Regions from separate parts of the Homo sapiens genome. Here region 2 is linked to region 1. Evidence: chromatin contacts called from ENCODE Hi-C data. All regions are on one chromosome and are shown on one strand. The core of a region is the stretch at or near the end of the contact, and the rest is flanking DNA. Distances in the headings are between cores, read along the strand shown. Region 1 overlaps LOC101930053 (a long non-coding RNA gene). Region 2 overlaps KCNV2 (potassium voltage-gated channel modifier subfamily V member 2).

What was found. A loop is a pair of places that touch in the nucleus more often than their neighbours do. Pooled maps may share reads with other maps.
Region 2: a map of ovary shows a loop between it and region 1 (5-fold over the local background). The contact joins two enhancer-like sites. A Hi-C loop is called at or near these places in 2 of 168 maps with a recorded cell type or tissue (cardiac septum and ovary) and 6 of 50 pooled maps.

Annotation. Positions count from the first base shown.
Region 1 is chr9:2,421,009-2,428,308 of GRCh38, forward strand. LOC101930053 (a long non-coding RNA gene) reads right to left here. Exons shown (of 6, transcript XR_001746603.2): 4 at 4,389-4,532; 5 at 3,264-3,502. The region is part of intron 2 of LOC105375956 (a long non-coding RNA gene); the gene reads left to right. Among named protein-coding and RNA genes, the nearest start is that of VLDLR, 200 kb to the right of the region's middle. Within about 2 kb of position 3,688, at least 2 of the 41 ENCODE cell types and tissues checked have a DNase peak (open chromatin) inside an H3K27ac peak, as active enhancers do.
Region 2 is chr9:2,721,890-2,729,189 of GRCh38, forward strand. All of the region lies in intron 1 of KCNV2 (potassium voltage-gated channel modifier subfamily V member 2), which reads left to right. Among named protein-coding and RNA genes, the nearest start is that of KCNV2, 8.0 kb to the left of the region's middle. RefSeq lists a silencer at 5,480-5,774. Within about 2 kb of position 4,830, at least 2 of the 41 ENCODE cell types and tissues checked have a DNase peak (open chromatin) inside an H3K27ac peak, as active enhancers do.

The DNA.
Region 1 (7,300 bases), core at 2,438-4,937:
GACATAAACCTTTCAGAAGAAAAGTCCAGAAGATGTAGTGCATAATAAAGCGATTGTGAATTCCCTCAAGACCAAGAATCCTAAAGGAGTCTGGAAGGAGTGGTGTGAATAACTGAAATTTGAGCGGAGTGAAACTCCAATGCAATGCAATGATTTAGCTCCAAAGCTGTTCATGGCAGCATTGCTAAATACCAGAACCATCTATATCTCTAACGGTAGGGATTGGTTAAATAATTGTGCTATACCCATTGAACTGAACATAATGCAGCCTTTAAAAACAATATTCTGGAATTTACAGGCAGATTATATCAAAAGGTTATAAAACTTTATTAACATTATTTCTTTTTTATTGTAAAATATGATATGCACCTTCTAAAATAGTAGTGATGATTGTCTCTGTGTGCTGGGAATGGAAATGGATAATTTTTAATTTTTAAATTTTGCTGTTCTGTGTTATTCTTCTAAAACAAGTACAGATGTATGTGTAATCCTTTTAATTAGAGAGAGGGATAAAGACAGCAGAGTGAGAAGGTAAGCCCTGTCTGGTGTAGTGAGTTTAACATACCTAAAATAATTTTAAGTAAATATTTTATTGAAGCATAACATATATACAGAAAAAAGACACCAATAATAAGGACAGTTTGATGATTTTTCATAAACTGCATAAATCCAGATACAGAACGAATCTTAAATACCATGATGGTTATGCTTGTGGCTCCACAAATGTCTGCATGGTGAACAATTACAGTAGGAAGTCAGCTGCGTGTTGAGGAGTCAGTGATGCAAGTTCATCAATTGAAAGCCCATTATGGTAATTGCATTAGTCTGTTTTCACACTGCTACAAAGAAATACCCAAGACTGGGTAATTTATAAAAGAAAGAGGTTTAATTGACTCACAGTTCTTCATGGCTGAGGAGGCCTCAGGAGACTTGCAATCATGAGAGGAGGAGAAGCAGGCACATCTTACATGATGGCAGGAGACAGAAGAGAGAGCGTGTGAAGGAGAAACTGTCAAACACTTATAAAACCGTCAGCTCTCGTGAGAACTTACTCACTATCACGAGAACAGCATGGGAAAAGCCGCCCCCAGGATCCAATTACCTCCCACCAGGACCCTCAACAGGTGGGGACTATAGGGATTAATTTTCGAGATGGGATTTGGGTAGGGACACAGAGCCAAACAATATCAGTAATGCTGGAACGAAAGGTGGTAAATCTCCATTTTACAGGTGCAGAAACTGAGTCCCTGGGAGTAAGAGTAACTTGAATCCCATAACTGCTAAATGGAGGAGCTGAGATTTATTCCCAGTCAGGCTCTGGAATCAACGCATTCCCAAGAAGAAAAAATACAGCTGGGGCAACTAGAGAAGGCCAGGGCATCTCTAAAAGCTTGATGACCAGAGAGTAGGAGATAGGGAAGAGCTGTGTCAGGGAGGGCTGGAAGGCTTGTCTGTTAGGAAGGAAGGGCAGAAAATCAGTTCCTGGCAATTTCTACAAAAATCAGACCAGTGGGGGAAACTAATAATGCTAAGTCTGGTGCCTTTGTGCACTTATATTTCATGTGGACCTGAAAGGTGGCCTTGAGGCTGATGGAGCAGAGATGCAGAGCACAAGAGCTCTGACCTCCTTCAGAAGTCATGGTTATCTAAGAAGAATGGGGTCTAAATTATTTTTATTTTATTTTATTTTTTTGAGACAGAGTCTTGCTCTGTCACCCAGGCTGGAGTGCAATGGCACAATCTCAGCTCACTGCAACCCTTGCTCCCAGGCTCAAGCAGTTCTTGTGCCTCAGCCTCCCGAGTAGCTGGGACTAGAGATGTGTGCAACCACATCTGGCTAATTTTTATATTTTAGTAGAGACGGGGTTTTGCCATGTTGGCCAGGCTGGTCTCAAACTGCTGACCTCAAGTGATCCGCCCACTTCGGATTCCCATAGTGCGGGATGACAGGCGTGAGCCACCGTGCCCAGCCAGAAAGGGGGTTAATTTATGTTTTCTTTATATTTACTAATACATAGGGGAGGAAGGTAATACTCATAATCCTCCCACGTAGAAAAGTGGCCCCCCAAATCTTCACTGAATGATCCAACTTCTTTTCCTTTGAAATAGGTGTTCTGGGGGAACCATGCAGAGGGCACACTCTGGGCAAGGGGTGCCTCCGGAGAACACAGGATACGTGTTAAGGACCTTAGGTGATGAGAGCAGAAAGTCACCTTCCAAAATGAACTCAGCCGGGGAGGGACCAAACTTGGAAAGTTTTCATGGAAACCGTTTCATCAAAGATATATATCTAGGAATTTTGTTATCTTAATTAACTCAGAGGTAGCACCATACTATGCTAAGAAGACTGAGTGTAAGACTTGTAATTACCTCTCTTTAGGCCGTTAACCCTATTTGGTTACTGTAAGCTTTTCAAGGATTGAGGCCGTGTGGTTGGTCATCTCTATATGCCCAATGCATAATAATGTGCCTGGTAGATAACAGACATTAAACAAACGCTTACTGAATGCATAAAACATGGGTCCTAGATATTCTAGGCTAATACCACTTTAAATAGTCCACTGCTTATGTACACTGGTTTGAGTTCAGAAACATTGATCATCAGAGAGTTAGGTCTGAATGTGACTGATGGAATTTCCGGGAATTTCCAAGAGATACTTCTCAGCAGTAGCCACTATACCAGCCATTTTTCGTATTTCTCAATCATTCATTCATTTTAGTAAAGGTAGAATCAGACAGAAATGAAGACTACTCCAGAAGTGAAGGAAGCGAGAAATTTATAGAACCTGAAATTGGTTCCTGGTCTTCATATTTCAGCAACTTCAGAATTTTTTTTAAATCCTCTAAGACCTTTTTAAACAGTCATTTATTGAAGTCTTACTAAGTAGCAGCCTTATACTCAGTGCTAAGAATACAAAAATCAGTAAGACAGAACACACAGATCTGAAAATAGATAAATTACAATCCAAGTTGGATAGTGTTTGTATTATGTAGGATGTCTTCAGTTGCAAGTAACAGAAAAGAAATAATGGCTAAAAAAAAGAAATGTTTAATCATCTCACAAATCATGAAAGACTAAAAGTAGATGGTTCCACATTGGTCCAGCAGTTCAATGATATCATAAAAAAAATCCAATACTCTGTCTTTTCACTATTCTATCCTTTGTCCTTGGCTTATTGCCTCATGGTCACAGAATCGTTGCTGTAGCTCCAAGTAACATGTTTGCACACAATTGCATTTAAGTCAGGCAGGAAGGAACTTACTGTTTCTCTTTATAGCAGGAAACAAAAATCTTCTGAGATAAGCTGACCAATAGACTTTTTCTTTCGTCTCATTGGTTAGAACTGGGTCACTTGCCCATTCCCAAATCAATCATGAGAAAAGGGGAATGGGATTGCCATGGTTGGCATAAGCCAATGATGCTTTATTCTCTCAGGCTGGAGGAAGGGGCTGCATCTTCCTTGAGCATGTTGCTACCACCTAAAAAACTGGATCCTATAACCTAAAGAAGGTGAAAAGAAGAGCAGAGGAGAAGTTAACCAACGTGTTTGCCACAGGGTTAAGCACAGAGTTGAGTGAATCAGTGTACCTTATTTTTTCTAATTTGATGCCAAATCTTCAGCTCCACCTCCCTTCCCTAGCATAAGGCCAACAGCCCAAGGCTACAAGAAAACCTGGCCTTTCCCTGACACTGCCTTGGCCTTGATTGCCTCAGTGCGGAGAGTAAAACAAGCTGTCAGACTCAGCTCCTGCCCTATCCTTGAGCTCTAATAACCTCAAGCTTTTACAATTCCAACCAAGTTTAAAATTCTAGCTTGTTGATGTGAGTGGGAGTTTGGAATGCTGGAGGGGAAGGGTGAAAGTCAGGTCAACAAATGAGATTTGAAGTGGTTTTCCTTCCTCAAACGCAAGCCTCACATCAGGACTCTGAACTCAAATGGCCTCTCCTGAATGAGAGGGAGGGGGACACATGTAGGGAAGGCCAGGAGAGCCCAGCCATGGGTGTAGCTGAATGTTGTTTCAGAGAAAAAACAAGATTTCTCTCCCTGAAGACCACTGGGTACTACTTTCAGAATTTACATAAGAGAGAAATAAGGTGCGATCTCAATCTGGGGAAGAAAGTTAAGGAGGTGATTGGAGGAGGACTCTGTGGAGGATGTGGCTTTGTTCAACACATCCGTAGACACTGGTTTTACAAGGCCACGATCGATATGCTACTGATATATAATAGATGATATGATTGATATGATACAATATGATTTAATGTAATACAGTAGTATAGCAATTCAATATAATGATACCAGTAACTAAAATTCATTGATCATTCACTGTGTGATTAACACAATGCAATGAATTATCCTTACAGGACTACTCATAATCATACTTACAGGCAAGTTTCATTATAATCCACAGGCTGAGCAAAGTCACTCTGTTAAACGGTGGACTCAGGACTCAGGACTGCAGGGCTCTCTGCCTCTAGAACCCTCCTCTTCACCATTTTGCTATTTTGCTTCCATTTGTCTCTTTCCTACCTGGGTGTTAATGCATATAGTAGTGAAAAGGCCAAGTGGTGACTACAGACAAAGACACTAAGCAAGGTTAAGTGAAAAACAGCTCATTGGGATAAATATTTCACTGGCTAGAAAAAACGAAAGAAATAACACCAAAAAGTTATTTTAAATGTTCAGAGAACAAAAGAGTTAAAAGTTTCTTGTTTTAAAGAGTTCAAGAAAGTAAAAAACATAAGAGGAAATACAGTTTTGATAGGAATTATATAAACAGATGAACTTCTTTCTCCATCATAGAATGCATGAACATTTATGTGTGTATTATGGAGATTTTGCAATGCCCTTGTGGTTTTTTTGGCAGTCATTCTCTAGCCTATATAGTTCACTCTTTTTCTAACTAACTCAAACACTCACTTTATTCTTTCATTCATTCATTTACCTAGTCATCCGTCAGATGTTTATTCAGTCTCTTCCACGCACTGGGTACCAAGGAGGATAATGGAAGCTTAAGAATAAAGAGACACTGTCTCCTGCCTTAAATGGGATGGAATTTAGTATGCTCAAAAGGCAATTTTCCCCTTCAGATCCCCCTCAGACTCACTCCATTGCCTGTGAATGGTCCTGTGCAATAGAGAGAACTCCTTTAGCCCTCTGGCATGTGGTATCGCCGTACTGCAGGGAGTTGCCTATCTCTGATTTAGGACTGGAAGTGGAGGTTCAGAAGATGAGAAAATGTGGAGAACAGAGGACAGTAGATATGTTCCCTGTCTGTCTGATTGAAGCGAATTCTGGTTCAGGAACCCCCTGGGAAGTTCTATGACTTCAATATCCTATGGGATTTTGAAAACATCAAAGCTTCCTGGAATTGATCAACCCATCTTGGTTCCTTAAGATTTCCCTTCCACCTACTGGGAGGCACTAAGCTAAGGGTAGGGTAGGTACATGGGGCAATGTTTATTTCCGGCCCCACTCTAGAGCTAACCTCTGCTACTGGATGCCTGAAACCACATGCCTGATTGTAGCCTTTGGCTTGACTCAAGAATCCTAATGAACCTCTCCAGCACATTTCTCTGTGTACTGGAGAACCAGTGATGAACACTATTCTTGAAACATCGCTAGAATTGTCCATACTTCTTTTCTGTATGACACCTCTTTTCATTTGGTTGTTTTCTTTTAAATTTTATTTTGCTAAAATTCATAGTGAGGTAGGTTTACATTCTCACAAAATATAATACAGGCAATCAAGAGATAGTCTAGGAGCCTCTCTTAAGGCTCCTATTACACACAGCCCCCAAGTACTGGGACCCCTTCAGACCATCTCATTTTTAGGAGGTGTTCCCAATCACTAACAATGGCCTGTGTCAAAATGCCTCCCCATAGTGATAGCCAACGTCCTGAGCAGGTGTCTATGTCTCAGGCAGCTGGTCTCTGTAAGGGGTATCCAATTATGATGAGGCTCCAGGAAGACGTATATGGGTGTAATGAGAAGGATGACGGAATGGGACCCAGGAGACACCCCACAACCACTATCACCAAAGCCTGGACATTTGTTCCTGCCCATTTCTATGCCCATATTTCCTCCTTTGCAAAATAAATAGTTCAGACTAGAAGAGGCCTCAGGTGCTATCGAGCTTAGACGATTTATGACCTTCTGAGTACTGTAAGTGTTACCTGCTTTGGCAGTTTGCACTAAGAATCGGACTTTAGAGATTTGGCACACTCTGATGTTTGTTCAGTTGGTAAGTGTGCTCAGTTTTTGTGGCATGTGTCTACAAAGCACAAAAGCCTTGGTTTCTCTGGACTTCTGAAGTGCAAGAGATTGATAGCAATCCCAGCCCATTCCCAGGGAGAGACGCAGAAACAACTCTGTGAAAGGTTACTTTGGTCTCTATGGGAACCACTCTGTGCCCTTGACAGAGAAGACAGCTTGGGGAAGGGAGGCACATCCGAGAGCTCTGAAGCCTGGGCAGAATGCCCCATGGGCCCACAATGCCACATACCTGTGAATGGAGAGAAGGGAACAGGCAGTCCCAGTGTGCATATTTGGAATCCAAAGTCCTATTTGACCTTAGATATTTGGAAGTAGGTGGGACCTGGAAATGCTAACACCCAGAGGCCGTGCAGTGTAGTGGAAAGAGAACTGGCTTTGGAATCAGAGGTTCTGGTTTGACTCTCAGCTCTGCCCTTACTAGCTACGTGACTTGGAGAAGGTCTCCTAACCCTGCTGAGTGTGGGTTTTCTTGTCTGTCCAGTGAGAAGCATTAGGTCTTTCCTGATGATCTCATAGGGCTGATGTTTCTGGTTACTTTTCCTGCACACAGTGTACAACCCCCGCCCCCCGTGATGCGTCAGTCACAGTCTAACAACAATATTAAGGAAGGATAATGATAAAGTTAATTTTTGTGGAGAATATAACATTGATGATATTGCTACCCACTGTTGCATTCTTAATATGTACTAGGCACTCTGATAAGGACTTCAGAAACATTAATTCATCACCTGAGATCACATGGTTGGTAAATCACATGGCAGAACTAAACTCAGACGCTCTGACTCCAGAGCCAAGGTCTTAACCCAGTGCGTGGTTCATCCCTCCTAAGCCAACAACCAGATTTCTTCCAGTCCTGGCTTGTAGAGAGTGAGAAAGATGTGCTGGCTTGTCTACTCACATATTAACAAACAAACAAACAAACAAATAATTAAGCAAATCAGTCAAATCCTTTAAAAGAGTCAAACACAGCAACTTTGGAAAATCATATGTTAAAAGATATTTATGGATCAGATTAAATAAA
Region 2 (7,300 bases), core at 3,580-6,079, 300 kb after region 1:
CAACAGATATGACAATCTGAGAAGAGGATTCCTAAAAGTAACTGATCTAGTGGTTTCTAAGCATTTTATTAATCATGCATCTTATTTTTAAAAATTTGGGGCACATACCCATGATAAATGTGTATTTATTTATAAATAAATTAGAAGTTATTTATTTATAAATAAATTAGAAGTTATTTATAAATAAATTAGAAGTTATTTATAAATAAATTAGAAGTTATTTATAAATAAATTAGAAGTTATTTATAAATAAATTAGAAGTTATTTATAAATAAATTAGAAGTTATTTATAAATAAAATAGAAGTTATTTATTTATAAATAAATTAGAAGTTATTTATTTATAAATAAATTAGAAGTTATTTATTTACAAATTAGAAGTTATTTATTTACAAATTAGAAGTTATTTATAAATTAGAAGTTATTTATAAATAAATTAGAAGTTATTTATAAATAAATTAGAAGTTATTTATAAATAAATTAGAAGTTATTTATAAATAAATTAGAAGTTATTTATAAATAAGTTATTTATAAATAGAAGTTATTTATAAATAAGTTATTTATAAATAGAAGTTATTTATAAATAAGTTATTTATAAATAGAAGTTATTTATAAATAAGTTATTTATAAATAAAAGTTATTTATAAATAAATTAGAAGTTATTTATAAATAAATTAGAAGTTATTTATTTATAAATTAGAAGTTATTTATTTATAAATAAATTAGAAGTTATTTATTTATAAATAAATTAGAAGTTCTTTATTGCCATAATAACGATACATCACCAACCACCCTGAAATTCAATGGCTTAAAACATCAAGCGTTTATTTAGCTCATGAATTTAAAAGTCAGCGTATACTCTGATTTCAGCTAGAAGGTTCTTCTCTTTCATGAGGCTCTTGTTACTCATTCACATGCCTGATGGTCAACTGGCATGAAGGGAGAGACTAGGCCACATGTCTGCATTCCTCTGGCAGACTCCAGCAGCCACATGTCGATGGCTGTGGCAAAGAACAAGAGAGAGAATGCAAGCCCCATCATGCAAACACTTCATAAGTTTCTTTTCATGGCATTTGCTCAGCCCATTGGCCAGAGTAAGTCACATGGCCAAGCTGCAAGTCAAAGGGCAGGGCAGGTTAGCCCACCCACCATAGGAGGGCACTGCAAAGTTATATGGCAAACAGCTTAGACACAGAAAGATGTAAAGAATTAGTTCCAATAATGCAATCTTTCTCCTGCAGTAATATATTACTGCTCAAATATATTACACATATCAGAAAGTATACACTCACAAATTGAAACTTTAAAGATGAGATAAAGAAAAATATAATTGGCATTTTATTTCACCATTCTGGGGCTGTATCCTTTGTGAAATATGCATCCCACATTACAGAGAGTTTCTCTTATCCATTCTTTTATGTATTTTTAATACTTTCAGACAACACCAAATCTGACTTGCTTTTAATAATCTTTCTTCTCTCTATGCCAAGGATCCTGCAAACTTTCTCTGTAATTCAACTCAAGGATTTAAGAAAAATACAGTAGTTTTCATTACTGTGAATTCTCCTGCAGCTGCAAAACAAATCCCTCCTGGACACTTATGTCTACAAATGCTCATGTATTAGGATGTAGGATAGACCTGTCTTTTTCATCTGTCAAATGGAGGTTATTTGTGAGCACTAATGTAATAGGAAACATATGTAAACTGCTAGCCTATAGTAAGTCTGCAATAAATAGAAGCTACCATAACTGACTAGTTGATAGTCTTTGTCACATGGAAGCAATAACCTTTGCTTCTACATTCATTTGGGAAGAAAATAAAACAGAAATGATTCTTTTTCTACTGAGGAAAAGAAAGAACCTATAAAACATACGAGAAGGTCAGCTGTTCCCTCATGGGAGAACTTCTGAGAGTCCAGATAAACAGGCCCACGCCTAAAGCAGCTCCAGCCATCTTGGGGCTCTCTGGATTGCCTGGGGGTAGGAAATGCACGGCACAGCTAAACAAGAACAATGGGCTCTATGATGAAGCTGTAATCATTGGCCTCCTGTGTGGGTATGGTTTTTTTCTTTTACTTTTTTTTTTTTTTTAGCCTCAACATATGACCACATTTTTTTTTCTTATTTTTTTTTTGCCGGGGGTTGGGGGGTGGAGGGCATGGGTATGTTTTCAAGTAGAAAAGAGTAAGTAGACTTTGAATGAACCATTTCCTTCTGAGTTTTCCAGGGCAAGTTAAAGCTGTAGAAACCAAACAGGAAACTACGGCATGAACTCACTCCTTCAAAAACTAACTTCTCAAAAAGAAAATTTATCTCTAGTTGAGGCACCATTTTGTCCCAGAGACCTTGCTCCCATCTTTCTTTCCCTAAGGTATGTTTTCATTACCTTGCCAATAGGTGGCACTTACAAGATCACTGAAATTATTTTATTTTTGTTCATTGATTGCTTTGAGGAAACCCATTTGAAAAATAAATTAGGTTGCAGTCAGGAAAATAGATACCAAGGTGAATATTTCAAACAGGGAATTTAATACAAGGAAATAGATAGTTGTTAGAAGACTAGAAGAAGAAAAAAAAGAAGACTGGAAAAGCAGAAAGAGAAAACTGAGATAATCCAGAGATTGGTAATTGCAGGGAGTAGCTATTGGCCCTAGAATTGGGAGAATAAATGGGAAAAGGTGTTGCCACCAGAAGCTAAGAGTCCACAGGAGGGGCCTCTGTGTAGCTGTTGCAAGGACTCCTAAATTGGCACCATGAGGCTGATGCCAGGAATGCCAAAAAATGCCTGAACCATAGCTATTGGCTGCAATTGGAGGAATGAAGGCAGAAACCAGAGGCAGGATTAGAGACCCTTATGTCCTCATACCATCTTCCAGTCTCTCATAGGCAGAACATAACTAGAAGACAGTGGGCAAGAGAATCTGGGAAATGTAGTTTGCAGACTCCCAGTTCTGGAATTATAAAATAAAATACAGAAGGGTGTCAGGCTTGGGACTAAGAGACAACATATAAATATCTGGCACAGAAAGTAATAGAGTTCTACCTCCTTCAGAAGTAGCACAGGAGCTATAGACGGGGTAAAGGCTCTTAGGCATTGTTACTACTTTTTATCTTATGGATTCCCAATTTTGGAGTGGTCTCCTTTTATGTCTTTAAAGTATGTTCCTCATTTTAGCCAATATGATGTGAGTGGAACATGACAGCATCATTGAGGGCACGGAGAAATGCAGGGAAGCTGAGGGTGTGGACAGCATCATTATTGCGCACCTTTCTGTGGATAGATTAATAGATCTCAAACTTACATTTGTGGCTTTGCTTTAGCTGTGCACACCTACCGCTTATTGTACCACTTACAAACATGTCAGAACTGTAATATACAGATGAGGGTTGTTATTATCCTGAAGGTAGTCACCCATGACCTCATTCTAACAGTGATTCCACTAATCAAGACATTCTTTGAATTCCACTGAGGAATTACCTTCAGAGTTTGTGACACATCCACTTGTTTCTAGGTTGTTAAATCTTTGTCTTTTTAAGGCTACATTCAGTATTTTAAAATAGTTAAGACACTTTAGTTTAAGATCGACACTTAGAGTAAACCATCAAGGTGGATATGACCGCTTGCTGCTACTGAATCTACTGTGCAGACTATAATTCAAAAGAGGAATTCCAAATATACTTGTTGCAATAATAGCATGAGTAAGTACAGCCTTTGAAGCTGGATCCTTTGAAGGACAACACGTATTGAGGCTTATAATAATTTTATCCAAAAAAGATCCATCTTCACCACCTCTAATTCCTTTGGAAAACAGAAAGAGTGTTATTTTGAAAAATAAGTTTTATTCCCTAGGATCATAAATTCCTGAATGCATGGACTACTGGGTGCCAAGATTGATTCCATTCCTTGTTCATTATGAGGGAAACAAACTTGTCTTGTTAAATGAGAAATCCAAGTATTCTCAAGTTTTGGAGAAAAATTTGATGCTTATCCTCATAATATATGGCAGGCCAGGATTTGTTGTTTAGTGAGTAAACTGCCAGGGGAAGGTCACATTCTGGCTTTGGGACCCAAGGCTAAGGAAAGTATGTACGTTTACAGCAGAATGGTTAAGCTTCCAGTTTGCAGAGTTGCTGAGCTAGCCAGTTTTCTTCAGTATATTAAGATGGATTGCGGAAATTTTGGTCACATTTCCAAACCCAACTCCTGCTAATGTGACAACTCATTCTGTGAGGTCACTTGGGTCAGTCTGGGGCCTTCAGCTTTTAATTCCCATCTAGGGAGAAATGGCTTGGCCTATGGAATGTGGAAAAAAAGTTCCCCAAAGCCAAGGAATCCTGAGTTCCTCCTGGAGCCAAGGAACAAGAAACAGATCACTTGTTGAGTCAAATTATTCACGAAATAGACAACATATAAATTAACTGTACATTTTCAACAAATTATTGGGGACCAGTCACACATAGCCTCCTAGCAGAAGAGATCTGTTCTCTAAAAATAGAGATTGAAGATATACAAAAATATTTGGATCATATTATACACATCAGATATTTATTCTTCTTTAAGCCAATTCTCTTTGCTTTTGACTTTTCACTCAAAGTTCAGCCAAAAAAAAAAGAAGTTTGGCTTAAGGGTGAAGCAAAGCCAGTGTGCAGAATGATCAAAAGTTGAAAATAAGCAGTTTATCTTAATTATTTTCTTCCTCAGTGTCTTCCTACTCTCTCCCATCCCCGCCATCCTGAACCCTTAAGTGACTTGTTTCCTCCAAGGCCTCTGCATTGGACTTCCGTGGATGTCTCATGTTCTAAACCAGGGGTCCCCAATCCCGGGCTGTGGAGTGGTACTTGTCTGTGGCCTGTTAGGAACCCGGCCACACAGCAGGAGATGAGTGGAGGGCCATCAATCATTACCGCCTAAGTTCTGCCTCCTGTCAGATCAACCACAGCGTTAGATTCTCATAGGAGTGGGAACCCTATTGTTAACTGCGCATGGGAGGGATCTAGGTTGCTTGCTCCTTATGAGAATCTAACTAATACCTGACAACCTGAGATGGAGCAGTTTCATCCCGAAACCATCCCCTCCCCCAACCCCGTCCATGGGAAAAATGGTCGTCCACAAAACCGGTCCCTGGTGCCAAAGAGGTTGGGGACCGCTGTTCTAAACTACCCCTTCCTGTCACTCACTCCTAAATCCAAACTCCCTTTAGGCCTCCTCCAGGGAAGGTTGACTAAACTTTCATCCAGAGGTGTGAGTCATGGTGTTAGTGACAAATGAAAGCTATTGTTCAGCTCACACAACTGGAGAGAGATCAGCCTGGGGTTCTTTGACTTTTGGTGTGGTCAATGACAAGAAACACACACCCGGACACAGGAAGGGGAACATCACACACCAGGGCCTGTTGTGGGGTGGGGGAGGGGGGAGGGGTAGCATTTGGAGATATACCTAACGTTAAATGACAAGTTACTGGGTGCAGCACACCAACATGGCACATGTATACATATGTAACTAACCTGCACGTTGTGCACATGTACCCTAGAACTTAAATAAAAAAAAGACACACCCACTCATGCAACCAAGAGGACTTTGAGATTAACCCACAATCTCACTTTATCACTGCCTCACATCACCCCTTGGTCCAGAAGTTGGGAGAAGGATATTCTCTACTGGAGCCAGAGGGCAGAGTCAGGGAGGAGCTTGTTTCCACAGCCTGAGGGTCTGATAAGCATAACGTATATAGAGTTGCTGGTGTAGAATGCACTCAATAAATGTTGGTCTTTGCCTCTTCTCAGTGGAGGCCAGCTTCAGCATGGGGGACCCTGGGATTGCATACATGATATATATATAATAATATTATTGCTTACACACCCTGTGCCAGGCACTCCTTCAATTCCTATAACAACTCTGTGAGGTAGATACCACACATTTCAAAAGTAGAAACTGAGGCCAAGAGAATTTAGGTGATCTGCCCAACTTATTCAGCTGGGAAGTGGATTCAGACCCACAAGTCTACTGTAGTCCGTTTCCTTCAGCTTATCTACACCACATTACCTCTCTTGGATGCCTGCTTGTATTTTGACTCTGCAGAAAAAGGCTGCATGACCTCTCACAAGAGACAGGGCAGTGAGTGACAGGAGGTGCATCATCAGCCTCAAAAAGGAGGCATACCCTTCCTTTTTTCGTGGGCTGGATGGAGCTGTGGTTCTCATCAGTGCCCTCAGTTTTGTGCAGCTGGCTCACTTCTCCATTTCATTCTAATCAGTCAACTGCACTATTCCAGGTTCAAACTAACCCTTACATCATCAAAACAAAAATATTTACACTGCTAAGCTAACGGCCACCTCAGCACGGATCAACAAGATGACCATATGCTTTACTGCCGTCTGCTGGAAAATTATGGCAACAACTACCCAAATACACAAAGCAAAGAGTGCCCCCCTGGAGTAGTGCAACGCAAAAATGTTTACAACTGTGACCAACAGCTCTGCTTAAAAGGCTTCTAGTAATTTAGCCAATACTCTGGGGATCAGAGGGAGTACATGAGGCATAAAAAACAGTCCCCAAGGAATTTTCACAGGGTTTTCTCTGGTAACTGATAACTAGTCCCATGGTATCTGCATTTTAAAACAGAAGCTTGTTAACCTAAATAAGTCTCCAATTAGTGGGATTTAAATCAGTATGACAAGAGTAATGGGAAGTATTTCATGCAGGGGTGAACATATTTTTGGTGAGTGATGTCTTACAAAAGTCCCTTTACAAAATAATGAGAGTGTTTCTCCAGACATCTGCAATTAAAGCACCTTCACATAAAGTCTCTCATTTGAACTACGTAACAACTTTGAAAAGTGTTATAACTGTCTTCATTTTAAAGATGAGAGGAAGACAATGGAGGAGTTTCATGCCTTTTGTATGCCTGGTACTGTGTTCAGTGCTTTATATTCATTTTCTTATTTAGCCTTCACAAGAATCCTAAGAGTTAGATGGTTTTCTCCTGTTTTAAATAAAAAAAAAAAAAAAGAAAAAAAGAAAAAGAGAGAGAGAGAGTCTGAAGGTTTTGCCCCAGGTCACTCAACTGGAAAGGTTCAGAGTCAGGACTTGAACCCAGGTCTGACTGTTCTAAGCCCAAGATTTTTCCAATACATACAGTGTACAGGCAAACCCAGGGACCTGCTTTCCTGAATCTGGTGCCAGCTGAGTTAGGGAGGCAAAGATCATTTACTGAGCACGTTCTACATCAGGTACTTAACATACTATTTTAAATGCTCTTTACAGCAACCATTTCAAGTAGGTATTACCTCCTCCTCCCATAT